Regions from separate parts of the Homo sapiens genome. Here regions 1, 2, 3 and 5 are each linked to region 4. Evidence: chromatin contacts called from ENCODE Hi-C or POLR2A ChIA-PET data. All regions are on one chromosome and are shown on one strand. The core of a region is the stretch at or near the end of the contact, and the rest is flanking DNA. Distances in the headings are between cores, read along the strand shown. Region 1 has its middle 27 kb from the start of LINC00598. Region 2 overlaps LINC00598 (long intergenic non-protein coding RNA 598). Region 3 overlaps FOXO1 (forkhead box O1). Region 4 has its middle 110 kb from the start of LINC00332. Region 5 has its middle 56 kb from the start of LINC00598.

Region 1 (2,808 bases), core at 79-2,578, 440 kb before region 4:
CCTCCCAAGTAGCTGGGACTACAGGTGTACACCACCAAGCCCAGGTAATTTTTAAATTTTTTGTAGAGAAAGGGTTTCACTTTGTTGCCCAGGCTGCTCTCGAACTCCTGGGCTCTAGCGATCCTCCCACCAAGATTACAGGCATGAGGCACCGTGACTGGCTCATTGTTAGTTTTTATGGCATGGAAAAGCAGTGAGAAACTATTAATAGGGAAATTGCAGAGAAATTTCTTGATGAATCCTGGACAGTAGAGATTTGTGACAGCTATGTTCTGCTGTGCATTTCACAAGCATTATCTCATTTAATCCTCACAACTCTATGAGGTATTATATGATTATTCCCATCTTATTGATGAAAAACCGAGACTTAGAGGGAGGTTAAGAAGCTTGCACAGAGGTCAACTGCTAATAACCAGTGGTGCTGGGCTTTGAATCCAGGCCCATCTGACTCTAGCACTGGTATTAACAATTATGGGCTCATGCTGAAATAACGACAGCTGCTAACTATGTGTCAGCCACTCTTCTAAGCATATTACTAACTCATTTCATTCCTACAGTAATCATACTCACATACAGATGGATAAATGGAGATGCAGAGTTTCAATAGCACCCCAACCAATCAGTGGTAAAGACAGAATTTGAACCCAGAGTCTTTGATTTTAATGTTTTTAGCCACCACACTATATTCTTCAAAGCTTTGTTGCTGTGGTTTTTAGGTTTCATCTGCAGCTTCTTTTGTCAGATTTTTTTTTTTTTTAAGTCTACTCACTTGTGATTTCTACAAACAAGTTGCTTTAATTTTGCCTGGTCTCTTTGATTCCAAGGTTGCTCGCTGTAATAGCCTTAAAGAAATTTCTAGGAGATATTTTTGTCTTAATGAGATGAGCTGTTCTCATAATGCTGAGCTTCTGCTTTTCTAAGCCAGGAGAGTTACTTGTAATAACTGGGGCATCAACAGCTTATGGGAACCCAACCAATCCCACTGTGGATTTTATTTAAGGCAAGATGGGCGACTTTCACCCTTTAGGCCTGTGGATCACTGTTCATGGCTCTTAAATGAATGCTGCCGTTCAAAAAGATGACTGGCACGATGCTCCCAGTTTTTACTATTTCTTTTGAAACATGAAATGTCAGAGCTTATTAATTCTACTTGTTCTTTCTGCAGATGAAAAAAACTCTGACCGCCCCAAAGGTTATGAGACTTGCCCAGGACTTCTGATCCTAGTCCAGGGAATTTCCTGGCCTCTAGGCTGCCTCTTGGCGATGTCGGTATATTTGTTTTTTTGTGTTTTGGGGGGTGAACAGTCCCAGGGTATCTGCTGCTCATGTCTTCATAGTGGAATGCAGGATGATATAATGCTTTTCAGCTGTTTCATTGTGAATTTACTCCAGATAGTTTTTGTTTAATCACAACAATATTTCCTGGGTTGCCAGGCAACATGGTGATGAAGTTTCAGTCTTTATTGCCAGCCAATGAAATGGAAAGGGTTCTATCTTTTGTTTCCAGATGAAGTTCTCTCTCTCTCTTTCTAGATTTGTGTTCGCTTTGTGTTGAGATGAAAAAATCAAAAAGGCATAAGGAGAAAAAGCTAATTAAAGAGGGAATGGGCTGGGCGCAGTGGCTCACGCCTGGAATCTCAGCACTTTGGGAGGCCGAGGCAGGTGGATCACAAGTTCAAGAGATTGAGACCATCCTGGCCAACACGATGAAACCCTGTCTCTACTAAAAATACCAAAAATTAGCTGGGCGTGGTGGTGCATGCTTGTAATCCCAGCTACTCGGGAGGCTGAGGCAGGAGAATCGCTTGAACCCGGGAGGTGGAAGTTGCAGTGAGCCGAGATTGCACAATTGCACTCCAGCCTGGTGACAGAATGAGACTCTGTCTCAAAAAAAAAAAAAAAAAAAAAAGGGAATGAACATCCTTCCTTCTGGTTCTTTTACTTGAATAAGTGGAAGGTGTGGACATTTGTGTGTGACAGTAGGTTGGGGGAATGTTGGCACCTTGGAGAGTTACCTTAAAACTCAACATAGACCTGGCTAATTGGGAAAGGAAACACGTTTAATTAAGACAAAATTAGAAAGTCACAACTCCAGGGTAATTCACATAGATAAAATATGCATCCATCTGAGGAAGAACTACTGGGTGCATGTAAGCTACAAATTCATAATGAAATGTGTGTGCGTGCTCCTCCCTCGCTGCTTTCAGGTCTGGTTCTAACCCAACGAACACTTTTGTTAAGTTGAGGAATCCTCAATGGAAATGGGAGGATGGCAATCCCGGAAGACACTAAAGAAAATTAATGAATGATTTGTGGTTAGAGGAAAGACGAAAAGAACCCGTGTTGTGTTGATGAGTTGGCGGAGGCAGAATCCTGCTTGCCACCCACCAGGACCTTCTGGTGCATTCTCATTCCACTGTTGCCATCTGTGGGTGCTGCATGTTGCTTCCCCTCCCGTTACCTGGTGCCTCTGATGCCTCCCTTCTGATGTCTCTCTGATGGTGTCGCTCATTTTTACCAGGAAGCTCATTTGCTTGTGCTGGTGTTGTGGCCCGTGAGGTAAGCATTTCCCTACAGGAGACCAAGGTCCAGGACCCTGCATCATACAAGCCCACTAAGTCACCAGCTTCAGGAAGGTCTTTTGTCATCATCTAGACACATCCCTGTTCTGCCTCTTGCACCCCGCCTCCAGCTCTCTTCTTCTTTTCTTTGGGTCCCAGCCTCTCTTTTTGGATACCTTCTTTTATAAAATAAAACCCAGATATTTGGCCCTGTTCAGAACTGCAGTTCCTGTCCCCCTCACTCCCT
Region 2 (2,728 bases), core at 88-2,587, 330 kb before region 4:
GGGAAGGGCTCCATTCCTCTGCACGGCGCCAGGCCTATCCCTTTCCCTGATTGTTTGGCTGAGGAAAGTTTGGAAAATCTCCAGAAAACAATTGTTAAAACTAATCTGAAACAGGCTGTAAGTGGCATGGGAGAAGTGCGAGGTGTGGACACGGGCAACCCTGCCATGAGATGGAGGTCTCTGAATGTCGAAAGCGAGTGATCTGCAGATGTACAGTGCCCACGGGGCAGTCAGCCTTTAAGGGCAGTGTGGGAACATGCAAAGAACAGGACCCCAGGCTCCCGTTGCAACCAGGTCAGTCCCTGTTTTCAGCACCACTGGGGCGGCCTCATGGGGAAAGAGGGTACAACGGGGCTGGAAGTGAGTTTAATGGGGCTGCGATTCGGAAGCTGAGGGTTTTAGTCCAGCAACTGCTTAGTTGTTCCCGTACAACTTCATGTTGTTAAACTACAAGGTTCAGTCCTTGATCAGTTAAATAGGAACAATGCTGTAAAACCTCTGTCCAATCTACTTCACAAGCCTCCTGGCAATGCACATAAAAGGGCTGCATACATTCCTAAGCTGGGACCAGGAAGGGTGGGAGGCAGACGTTATCCTGAAGACAGACAGAGAGCTAGTCGTCTACATTTTACCATGTCACCTGCCTGGGAACCCTCCGCACTTGCCTGGGCCTAGGGTCCAATGGGCTTCCTGTCTCTGACCAGAGGTCGGGAAACAGCTCTGTGCGGGAGTTGGCCGATCTGCTGAGTGGGGTCGTCCTGGGGTTGATATTTGTTCTTAGCAACAGGCATTTCAAATGCACAATGCATGATTGTAGCCCTTGGAATGCAGCATTTTTGAGCAGCGAAGTACAGGTTGCCAACTGTAAAATATCACCATGTTCACACTGGTTCTAAAGACAAGCGGAGAGAAGGGAATAATTCTATATTAAGACAAACCTTGCAATCTACCCTCCAGAGCCTTCTGGAAGAAATTAGGATCATTTTAAAAAGGGCTGCATTAACACAGTGGGGCATTCATTCCTTTTATTTTATTCCTTACATATTCACAATTGGAAAATTTTTATCATTCTGGAGTTATTAAGTAGTATGGGGGAAGGATTACTTATTTTTGCATGTATTTTTGAAGGAGGCTTTCCTTATTTCTTTTCATGTTAAAAAATTTACCCTTTCTGAAGCCTTTTTTTTTTTTTTTTTTTTTGGCGTATGTGTGTTTCGCAAAACTTGGCACGAGCATGAGAGGCTGACCTTTAACTTGAGGAGGAGGAGGAAGTGCAGTGAGGGGCAGCTGCGGAGGGCGTGGAGGAGGCAGGATGACTCAGTGTCTCTGTAACGCCCTCCTCTCCCCTCTCGGCCCTGGGCCAAGTGTGTCCAACCAGTGCTGCATCAGAGAAAGAAATCCTGCAGAAGTGACCGCTGTGGTAATGACAGCATAAATAGTTCCTCTTTTGAAGTTTTAATGCTCCTGAAGCTGTGGGAGAAACAGTCAGCTTTCAGATTCCTCCCTCGACTACTGGCAAACCGTGAAGAACTGTGTTTTCTCTCCAAGACACACCAGAGTGGTTATAAGGGCAAAGAATGATTGGACTTTAGAAGCCGAAAAAGGACTAGAGGCAGACAAATGGACAGCATTTCAGGGTGGCCCTGGGTTCACAGTGACCTTGAACCTTCACCTAAGTTTTTGGCAGCTGAGTCTCCATAAGAGGGGACAACTGCATTTACTATCGGAGAACTGCAGTTTCTCTCTCTGGCTGAGTAGAGTTGGTCTCTGTCTATGGGGCATCCTGTGGTCATCTCTCTCTGCAATGCAGGAAGCTCTGTCTGCCTGCCCCCTTTCCTACCTAACTGAAATTGAGGGGTAATTGCCTCCTGCACCCATATTTTCGAAATCTCAACTCACATACACACCATCTTTTGCTCTTGACTTCATAACAGCAATAGTAGAATGTCATTATCTTTGTCAGCAATGGCAAAATCAGCAAAATGAGCACTTACTGTGTATAAGCCTGGTCAAAGATAACAGACGCAGAGAGAGAGAGAGAGAGAGAGAGAGAGAGATTCCTTCAAGGGTCTTACAAGGTATTTGAGGATGAGACCATTATTCTTTCCCCAGCACGACACTAAAACTCTTCTCAACAAAGTTGTAAGTGACCTGCTAATTGCCAATCCCAGCAAACACTTCCCAATACCTTCCTGAAATGGTTGACGTGACCTCATTATTTGAACACCCTTCCCTGAATGGCCAAGACAGCACCCTGCCTTGGCTCTCCTGCTACCTTCTCACACCACACCCTGAGGTCAATTCTTCCTCCATCTGTCCCATAAATGTAGCTGCTGTTTCTCAGGGTTCCACCTTTGGTCTTCTTGTCAGTCCTCAATTTTCTTTTTTCTTAGTTACTTTGCCTAATCCTGGAGGATGTGAATTTACATTTTAACACATTTCCTAGAGGTACTGATATAAATCCCAAGCAGTTTTGAGACTCTCTGGACTTCTTCATCCTTCTAGTTCTTAGCATCTGCATCTATAAAATGGGGATGATAATGGTACTTGTTTCATTGGACTGTTGTTAGGATTCTATGTAAAGCACTTAGAAGAGTGCCTGGCACATAGGCAGTTTTACATAAATATCTGTTGTTAAGTTTGGGCAAAGGCCTAATAGAAAATAAGTTTTTGAAGGAAAGTTGGGGCCTTTTGCAGAGACAGATGGTTCTTTCCCCAAATCTAGTCT
Region 3 (2,859 bases), core at 197-2,696, 490 kb before region 4:
CACAACGTCGTTAATAGCAACACATTTTTACAAAATTTACCTTTTCAAACCCCACCCCCTAGAAACCGTAGCTTCTTTAATGTCCCGCTGGCTGTGTGAAAAACAGGAATTTATGTAACAAGTCCTGCACAGCAAACCTTTTCCTGTTCGGAAAAAATTTTAATTGTTGGCAAAGTTAGGAAACAGCTCTGTTACTCAAAGAGCGACCTGAAATGTCCTCTTAGAAAAATATGTAATATGATGTTTTGATAAGTAGGAGACTGCTGTGGCTTTTTTTTTTTTAAAGTCTAAATTAGTATATGTCCCACCTGAGTTAGTGAACGCTTCTTGAATGTTTTAAAGATTTCCTTATTATGTCTCCTGCAGTCTTTTTAAAAATGACCCCCAGCTGGGCTTGCCAGTGATCTGACAGGCTTATCATGAATGTTAGAGAGCTTCACCCCCTCTCCCCAAGTCAATGCAACAACCAGGAAGCTTCTATCTGGGAAGATCTTTCTTCCCCCTTTATCATTAACTAAATGTGACAGGGACAGGAGTCAAGCTTCCTCTCCTCCAGAGATTTCATCGGAGCTTATCTGTGTGTCTATTGTGTTCAAAGAACAAAACTGTCATGATGGAATATTGTGCAAATGCCTGGACTTCCAGTGTATAGAAAATGTCAGGGTCAGACTGCAGGGCTGCATTCCAGTGCTACCCCAAGTGCGGGCCTGCTGATCTTAAGGAGGAATTAAGAACTCGGTTCGGCTGGGGTTGGTGGGTACAGCAGACAAGGCTGTGGCTCTGTGAGCATACATGTGTGTGTGTGGCGCCTTCCCATAGGAATTTGGGGATCTTAGGGGAATGCAATAGGATGGGAGGGAAATGTACTCCCTGGCCTCTTTTAGGGATTCTTGTACCTACTCTAAGCCCCTGGCCCTCCTCACAGCGTGTCTCGAGGTGAGGGTAGATCTTGGGTGTGGAGGAAGGTGGGGATTCTTGGGAACAGGAGACAGTCACTGCCATCACCACACACCTGCTCCGTTCCAGCCGGGAATCTGGGGCTCCGGTGGTGTCTTCCCCGCTCTCACACTTCACTGTATGCTCTGGCAGGAGGGCTTGTCACGTAGCTGCTGTGTTGAAATCTTTAGGCGGAATGCAGTACAGAGAGTCAGAGGGCGTTTTGAAATGTGGATTTCTCAGCCCTGACTGCTGGGCCTTACCCTGACTTTTGCATCTCCCTTTAGAAAGTGAGACCCCTCCATTTTCTCTCTTCTACCACCTTTTAATGAGAGAAGACTTCTCTCCCAGTTTGTGTTGGAGCCAGGCCTCATCCTGCTGTGCAGAGGCTCTGCTCAGGCGCAGTGGTTGGCACTCGGGCCCGGGCGTCCCATGTCAATGGCATGAGGATGTGGGCGCTGTGGCTGCACCCCTGGGTGACCACAAATCCAGCCAGAGCCTTTTTGTGGTTGAGAAGAGGGGCCGCAGAGATGCAGGGGGCATGGTCAGCTGAGCCTTGCATCCAGTTGGCAGAGGAGGCCAAGAAAGCTGGGAGACTGTGCACATTCCAGGGTCTTAGGGCACCCAGAATCCCACTCCTTGGGAGCAGACCTCTGAGGAAAGAGGCTGCTGAATGAACAAGGTGTAGTGGCTGTGTGCCCTGTACTGTGCTGGGGGCCAGAAGCTATAAGACAAGGCCCTTCCTTCTGGGGAGCTCACAGCGTTTCCCTCGTCTCCTTTTCCACGTGTCCCACGGACTCCCCTGAACACCATCTTACTCTGTGTTGTAGAGGAGGTGAATCAAACCATGGCTTTCTCATCTGCAGCCTGGCTCTGGTGTTTCTGCTGAAACTTGGAGAGACCACCTCTGGCCCCTTTCACCATATATTTGCAGTTGTGGGTTTGTATCTGTACTACTTCTAAGCTCCTATACATACCACACTGAATAGGAATAGAGAAGCAGGACTTTGGGGCGCAGGATACCACTATTCTAAGTTGGGGTCTAATATTCCCTTCATGGTGACTGCTTACATGCCAGGCACCGCTGAGCATTTTTATGTATCTCATTTAGTACATGTAACAACCCTGATAAGGCTCTGTAATTTAGCCCTGCTTTACAGGTGAGGAAACTTAAGACACATTAGGGGCTAGGCAGCTTCCCAAGGTCACCTAGGTAAGTAAGTAGCAGAGCCACCCAGGAAGTACTCAAAAGAAAGATTGTTGGTTTTTCTTCCCTAGTTGGCCTAGGGATGATAAACATGGCATGATTAGTTATGAAGCTGCGGTAGCTTGAGAGTTAGAGCTCTTTGCGTTCTCTGTCATTTCTTCCCATCCCAGGTTGTCTGTTTGGACAGTGTAGCCCCTGGCTACGTGGAGGTGTGTCATGGAGTTAGTTGGTGCATCCTGCTCATACTACTGGTCATTGGTAGAACTGGAGGGTAGGGGCACTACTTGAATTAAAAAAAAATTTCTTTTGGCAGGTCAGCTTTCTCAAATACAAAAGCAATGACTCTGTTTTCCTTACATTCACTTGTATTTGCTTAATGGGCTTTAAAGGTGTGAATGAATCCAAGTCTTATTAATTTGGGGGCCTTTAATTCTTGATCAGCTCTATATTTCTATATTCTTTTTTTTTTTTTTTTTTTGGCGACAGAGTGTTTAACTCTTGTTGCCCAGGCTGGAGTGATCTCAGCTCACCGCAGTCTCCTTCTCCTGCCTCAGCCTGCCAAGTAGCTGGGATTACTGGCGCCTGCCACCACACCCGACTAATTTTTGTATTTTTAGTAGAGATGGGGTTTCACCATGTTGGCTAGGCTGGTCTTGAACTCCTGACCTCAGGTGATCTGCCTGCCTTGGCCTCCTACAGTGCTGGGATTATAGGTG
Region 4 (2,821 bases), core at 27-2,526:
GTGACATTTGAAGAGCACTTTCCAGTTGACAAAGCCCTTTCACATCCATTGTCTCACTTGACCACTGGAGCAACCCTGTGATGTAGGTTATTATTTCCGGTTTTGAAGATGAGGCAACCTGAACACAAGGATGTCACGTGACTTGTCCACGTTTGCAGGGTGGGCAAACCCTGGAGCCCAGGCTTGCACTGGAATCCCCTGACTCCAGATCCCAAGTTCCTTCCTTAACAAAATATTTGACTCAGTACACTGAGAGAACTTTGCCCCTGGCCTCAGAAAAAGTAGCTCATGGTATCTCCCAGTGTAGAGTCTGATCTGCTTAGGAAAGTAAGTTTGAACCTTCCTGAAGGCAGAGGTATGGACGAGATGACCCAGACCTCATCTAAAGCCAGGCAGCTTTGTGATTCCCTTCCAGGATTTTATGAAAGAAATAAAATTATTCACTTGGAATGTTTGCTACCAGAAATGTCAGAGAAGCTGTAAAGGGCCATTTATTTGGGACCTTCTAACCATGTGTTATGGTAGAAAATTTGAGAGAAGGAACAGGCCATTAGGAAAATTATTTTATTCACTTCAACTATTATTGTCTTGTTCTGATAATATTCTATTTGAAAACTTGCATTCATAGCACTCTTTCACATAAAATCGTGTTCTCTGGGTCCTTCCCACCTCATCATGCTTCTTTCTCTCACATGTATAGAGATTGTTTTTCATTTTGAACCCAGTTGCTTCCTCTTTGATGCTGTAGAAAATCACCCTTCTGGGCGTGTGGCATAATGACTTCCATGGCAATGGGCTGAAGTTACAGACAAGCCATTACGTGAGCACGACAGGCTGAGCAGAGAGACCAGAGCCAGTTCTTTTAAAACTGCTGTCCTTGATAATAGCAGGACAGAGGTAGAAAATTACTGGCATTATAAATTGCTTTTTCGATAAAGGTTTTGACTCTGTCTTTTAAAAAGCTGTGCCACACGGGGAAAATCTCTCTGCATTTTTAATTGTAGATAATTTTGTGTAAGAAAAACCTCCCCATGAAAATGGTCTAATGAAATGTGCTTCGTTTGACTTTGGCAAAGCTCCATGTCATTCTAAACGAGTGCATAAAAACAGACACAAACAATATTTGCTATTACCTAAAAGTGTAAGAGATAATTTACATCAAAAGCAAAAGAGGAGATTGAGAATTGGAGAGTGGTCCCTAAAGCAGAGCTCCCACTTCTACACGCACGCATAAAAGAGCAGGAATAAAGGAAGTGTGGTGTACTGCCACCCAGCGGTGAGTCAGGGAAGACTGAGGACTACCATGACCCCTCAGTGTCCAGAGCCCAACCTAGGTAGACAAAAACCAGGGCAAAAAGAAACAAGGCCCCAGTCCTGCTAAAGGAGAAGACATGTTCTAAAGTTTATGCTTTACTCAAAGAATGCCATCTCAGAATCTTGTTAATGCTTATCTTAGGCATAATTCTAACATGCATAACTTTCAAACCCATCAGGAGATCGAAACCATCCTGGCCAACATGGTGAAAACCGGTCTCTACTAAAAATACAAAAATTAGCTGGGCATGGTGGCGCGTGCCTGTAGTCCCAGCTACCCAGGAGGCTGAGGCAGGAGAATCGCTTGAATCCGGGAGGCGGAGGCTGTAGTGAGCCAAGATCACACCACTGCAGTCCAGCCTGGGCAACAGAGTGAGACTCCATCTAAAAAAAAAAAAAAAAAAAAAAAAAAAGAAGAAGCAAGTAAATAGAATGGAAAGAGGAAAGGAAGGCCTATTGCATGTAGGCTTCTCTGTGTAAGCAGTACGGTGCATCCCGTAGAGGACAATGGTGGACTCCTTAGAGTCAAGTGTCTCTGTGCCTTTTACTAGCTGGGGAACTTGCTCAAGTCATATCACCTCATTGTACTTCATTTTCCTCATCTGAAAAATTAGCATGATAATTGTACTACCTACCTCATAGAACTGTTTTTGAGGATTAAAGAAGAAATTCGTAGAAATAGGGCAGTTCCTGATACTTAGTATGCATTCAGTGTCAGCCATGAGCATTTTAGAAATATAGAAGCTCAAATCCATTAAGGACTAAATCCTGGTTGTTATTTAAATTATTCATTTGTTCATTCAATTCACATTTATTAAGCACATATTATGAGCCAGGTAATGAATAGCCGCTGTGTAAATAAATATCAATAAGCGACTGCCCTTCCCATCTAGGAACTCAGACATGCAAGCAAAATTTACATCAATGGTGGGAAGTGCTGGAGGAGCATTTACGTGGGAACACAGACCCTATCCCTGGAGAGGTCAGGATGGCTTCCTAGGGGTGACGTTCAAGGGGGTGCATGGGAGGTGAGGAGGGGGAGTGCATTCCAGAGGAGGATGCAACATGTTTAAACAAAGGCTCAGATGGAGGGAGAGCTGGTGATTTTGCTCCTCAGGGTGTAAGGGGTTCTGAGAGGGGAGTTGAGGCTGAAGAGGCAGGCGGGGCCAGTGCTGGAAGGCCCTTGCCTGTGCAGCTAAATCCTTAGGTTTGCTCCACGGTGTTCAAACTTCTTCAGCATTACATATATTTTTCCCCAACAAAATCTCATGGAAAACTCCAGCATATGAAAAAAAAATAAAAGCAGCATTTTGTTAACAGACATTTAGTTTGTAAGTTCAAATTTATGACGGTTACAGAATGAATCAATAAGATCAATAAAGAAGTATTAATTAATACAACATTTTGGGCATATGTGTGACAAACCCAACTTCCATTTTATATATATGTATATATTTATATATATTTCTAATTATATACTATTGAGAATATTCTGATTCACTCTGAG
Region 5 (2,784 bases), core at 12-2,511, 470 kb before region 4:
CCAATAATCTTTTATATATATATTATTATTATTATTATTATACTTTAAGTTCTAGGGTACATGTGCACAATGTGTGGGTTTGTTACATATGTATACATGTGCCATATTGGTATGCTGCACCCACCCAATAATCTTTCTATTTTAATTGTTTTGCAGAGATGGGAGTCTCTCTATGTTGGCCAGGCTGGTCTCGAACTCCTGGGCTCAAGAGATCCTCTGGTCTTGGCCTCCCAAAGTGCCAGGATTACAAGCATGAGCCCCCGTGCCAGCTCTTTTAAAAATCAGGAAAGCACAGGAAAAGAGTGAGTGGGTACGCTTGGCTGGAAGTCAAGGGCCTGGCACGGGGTTGTGGAGCCAGGCTCTTCCTGGCGGCGGGGCTGTGGGGAGCTGGATGGCTGGACTGAGGTTACTGAGAGCCCTCCTCAGCCGAGCAGCAGGGGATTTACCCATCAAAGTAATCAGGGACAGAGTCTGAACCTGTCCCCATTGGCTCAAGATAATTAAAAGGGGATGGAAAAAATGTTATCTTTTAAAGGGCTTTGGGAGGTTGAGGCCTTCGCAGGAGAATGGCCAGGAGACTAGTGTGTGCAAAGAGGCAGGCGGATGATCCCCATCCTACAGGGGCATTTATTTTGTGGACACCGGGGTCACCTGGGAAGCAGGTCTGGCCTCAGTTCTCCGGCCTGGGGCACTGTTTGTTCTGTGTCTCGCTTGTGGAATAAAGAGGATTCCTGTTTCAGTGAGGAACCACACCTGCTCAGAGGGAAAATACTCTGCTTGTCAGAATCTTTCACTTTCTGTGAACCAGCTCCTTGGCCTGATAGGGTCACAGGGCCCAGGAGTGGTCAAGGAAGCTTCTGTGAATGTATTGAACGTCAAGAGTGTCCAGGGGGATGTGTGGTGTTTGGCCCGATTCCTGTCATTGCCAGTGGAAATGCCATCTCTGGAGTTTGCCCCAGGTGTTTGTGAAGCAGGTTGGGATTCGGAGCTGAACGCTCCTCTAAAGATATGTGCTGGCTTCTTATGTCATGGCTAGACAGCCCCTGCTGGGCCTGTTTGCTGTCCCTTTCTCTTTGCCCCTGAGTTGTGTCAGGAGATTTGAGGAACTTCTGACTCATCCTAGCAAGTGGCTATGGCCTTTTTGCAAAAAGCTGTGTCCCAAGGGAAGAGGCAAATGTGACCCAGGTAGGTGCCAGCAGTCACATGGCTTGCAGGGATGACAAGCTCAAACAGGACTTGATGGCTGGGTGTGATGGAAACCATAACACATGATTCTTGGGAGCAGGTCCGTGCTGGCTGGCAGGATATTTGGCTCTGTTTGTGTTTGAACAGTCTGACAACAGCCATAAAGCCTAGCAGCTGTGAGGTATTTCAGGTACCGGAGGACTTCTGGACTTCGGTTAACCTTGGGGTCTTGGGAGTAGAACTTTAGCTTTGAATAATTTAAGGGCTTGGCCTGTAACCTCACGCCTGTAACCCCAGCGCTTTGGGAGGCCAAGGTGGGCGGATCACTTGAGGTCAGGAATTAGAGACCAGCCTGGGAAACATAGCGAAACCCCCTCTCTACAAAAAAAAAAAAAAAAAAAAAAAAAAAAAAAAAAAAGAAAGAAAGAAAGAAAAAAAAAAAGAGCCAGGTGTGGGGGCACGTGCCTGTAGTCTTAGCTACTTGGGAGCTGAGGAAGGAGGATTGTGTGAGCCCAGGAGGTCCAGGATACAGTGAGCCATGATTGTGCCACTGCACTCCGGCCTGGGTGGCAAAGCAAGACCCTGTCTCACAAAAATAAAAAATAAAAAAAAAAAAAAAATAAAAAAAGGAAGCAGTGAGACAGCTCTTACTTAGAAAAGGAACCCTTAAGCCCTCTGCATATTCAGTTCTGGAGACTCTGCTAAGAGCAGCCCTTCCATTCATTAATTTCCTGAAGAAATGGATTTAGATATATTGCTGTATTTTTTTCTTCCAGAAGTTGATCCCTAGATGCCAGATAAACATCCCCTTGATCTTCTGGGAGCCTAAGGTTTTTACTTGGTCCCATGGGATGCAATAGGGCTAAGGCCTTCATGGAAAGTTGGAAGTCAAACTCGGGAGGGAGATTAGCCCAGCCTCAGCGACCCCTCCTCTTTGGACCTGTGATAGAGATTAATGAAATCCGGGGATTAGTACCGAAGATATCGTGTGCTGGCATGAGCGCGGGCTCTGGGCCTTTCTGGGTCCCAGGCTGGGAGCTGGCTGAGGCGCTGGAGAGGAGCAGTAAGGAAGGTTGGCATCTGGGTGGACCCGATGTCAGGCCTGGCCCGCGCACCCACCAGTTATGTAACCTTGGGCAAATGTCCTCCCTGAGCTGAGCCTTTCTTTCCTCATGGACTAAACAGGGTAAGACGACCTTGTTTTCCAGATGGTGTGGGGCCGGAACAGCACAGGGAGTGTCGGCACCCGCTTGGCGCTGGCGTTAGCGTCCGCAGCTCTGCGGCTGGGCTTTCTGCTCATCTCCTCGAAGGAGATCTTAGGGTCTTCATTTTGAAAAGGGGAGATGGAGTGGAGCTGCTGGGCCCGGCTGCGGAGGTGGTGGTTTCGTGCGTGGGCGCGAGGACGGCTTTGGCAGCCCTTTCCGTGCCCTTTCCATGGTGCCAGGCCGGTTCTGGAGGTGACAGGGCTGACCGGTCTGTGTGGGCTCGAGACACGGCCGCAGCCCTTTGAAGCTCTTTTAAACTTCTTCATCATTTCAGAATCATCACTGGAAAATTCTTTTCGTCAGATGTGTGCCCTGCCAGGTCATCTGGCAGCTC

The links. A loop is a pair of places that touch in the nucleus more often than their neighbours do. ChIA-PET counts read pairs that join two places held with the same protein, here RNA polymerase II (POLR2A). Pooled maps may share reads with other maps.
Region 1: a map of endothelial cell of umbilical vein shows a loop between it and region 4 (10-fold over the local background). The contact joins two enhancer-like sites. A Hi-C loop is called at or near these places in 2 of 168 maps with a recorded cell type or tissue (endothelial cell of umbilical vein and naive thymus-derived CD4-positive, alpha-beta T cell), 5 of 37 single-sample maps with no recorded cell type and 8 of 50 pooled maps.
Region 2: a map of ovary shows a loop between it and region 4 (5-fold over the local background). The contact joins two enhancer-like sites. A Hi-C loop is called at or near these places in 7 of 168 maps with a recorded cell type or tissue (HCT116, HepG2, endothelial cell of umbilical vein and 4 more) and 15 of 50 pooled maps. POLR2A ChIA-PET finds 5 or more read pairs at or near these places in 1 of 52 experiments (activated CD4-positive, alpha-beta T cell).
Region 3: a loop to region 4 is called in a map of HepG2, with 6 times the contacts of the local background. The contact joins two enhancer-like sites. A Hi-C loop is called at or near these places in 4 of 168 maps with a recorded cell type or tissue (HepG2, endothelial cell of umbilical vein, heart right ventricle and 1 more), 1 of 37 single-sample maps with no recorded cell type and 4 of 50 pooled maps. POLR2A ChIA-PET finds 5 or more read pairs at or near these places in 2 of 52 experiments (HepG2 and naive thymus-derived CD4-positive, alpha-beta T cell).
Region 5: a loop to region 4 is called in a map of gastrocnemius medialis, with 2.6 times the contacts of the local background. The contact joins two enhancer-like sites. A Hi-C loop is called at or near these places in 2 of 168 maps with a recorded cell type or tissue (body of pancreas and gastrocnemius medialis) and 2 of 50 pooled maps. POLR2A ChIA-PET finds 5 or more read pairs at or near these places in 1 of 52 experiments (MCF 10A).

The regions. Positions count from the first base shown.
Region 1 is chr13:40,506,856-40,509,663 of GRCh38, reverse strand. No RefSeq gene overlaps it. Among named protein-coding and RNA genes, the nearest start is that of LINC00598, 27 kb to the right of the region's middle. Within about 2 kb of position 1,328, at least 3 of the 41 ENCODE cell types and tissues checked have a DNase peak (open chromatin) inside an H3K27ac peak, as active enhancers do.
Region 2 is chr13:40,401,165-40,403,892 of GRCh38, reverse strand. All of the region lies in intron 6 of LINC00598 (long intergenic non-protein coding RNA 598), which reads left to right. Among named protein-coding and RNA genes, the nearest start is that of LINC00598, 78 kb to the left of the region's middle. Within about 2 kb of position 1,337, at least 25 of the 41 ENCODE cell types and tissues checked have a DNase peak (open chromatin) inside an H3K27ac peak, as active enhancers do; they include ovary, where a contact is called at or near this core.
Region 3 is chr13:40,561,706-40,564,564 of GRCh38, reverse strand. All of the region lies in intron 1 of FOXO1 (forkhead box O1), which reads left to right. Among named protein-coding and RNA genes, the nearest start is that of LINC00598, 82 kb to the right of the region's middle. RefSeq lists an enhancer at 484-1,237. Within about 2 kb of position 1,446, at least 12 of the 41 ENCODE cell types and tissues checked have a DNase peak (open chromatin) inside an H3K27ac peak, as active enhancers do.
Region 4 is chr13:40,067,831-40,070,651 of GRCh38, reverse strand. No RefSeq gene overlaps it. Among named protein-coding and RNA genes, the nearest start is that of LINC00332, 110 kb to the left of the region's middle. Within about 2 kb of position 1,276, at least 4 of the 41 ENCODE cell types and tissues checked have a DNase peak (open chromatin) inside an H3K27ac peak, as active enhancers do; they include gastrocnemius medialis and ovary, where a contact is called at or near this core.
Region 5 is chr13:40,535,253-40,538,036 of GRCh38, reverse strand. No RefSeq gene overlaps it. Among named protein-coding and RNA genes, the nearest start is that of LINC00598, 56 kb to the right of the region's middle. RefSeq lists a silencer at 171-465. Within about 2 kb of position 1,261, at least 7 of the 41 ENCODE cell types and tissues checked have a DNase peak (open chromatin) inside an H3K27ac peak, as active enhancers do; they include gastrocnemius medialis, where a contact is called at or near this core.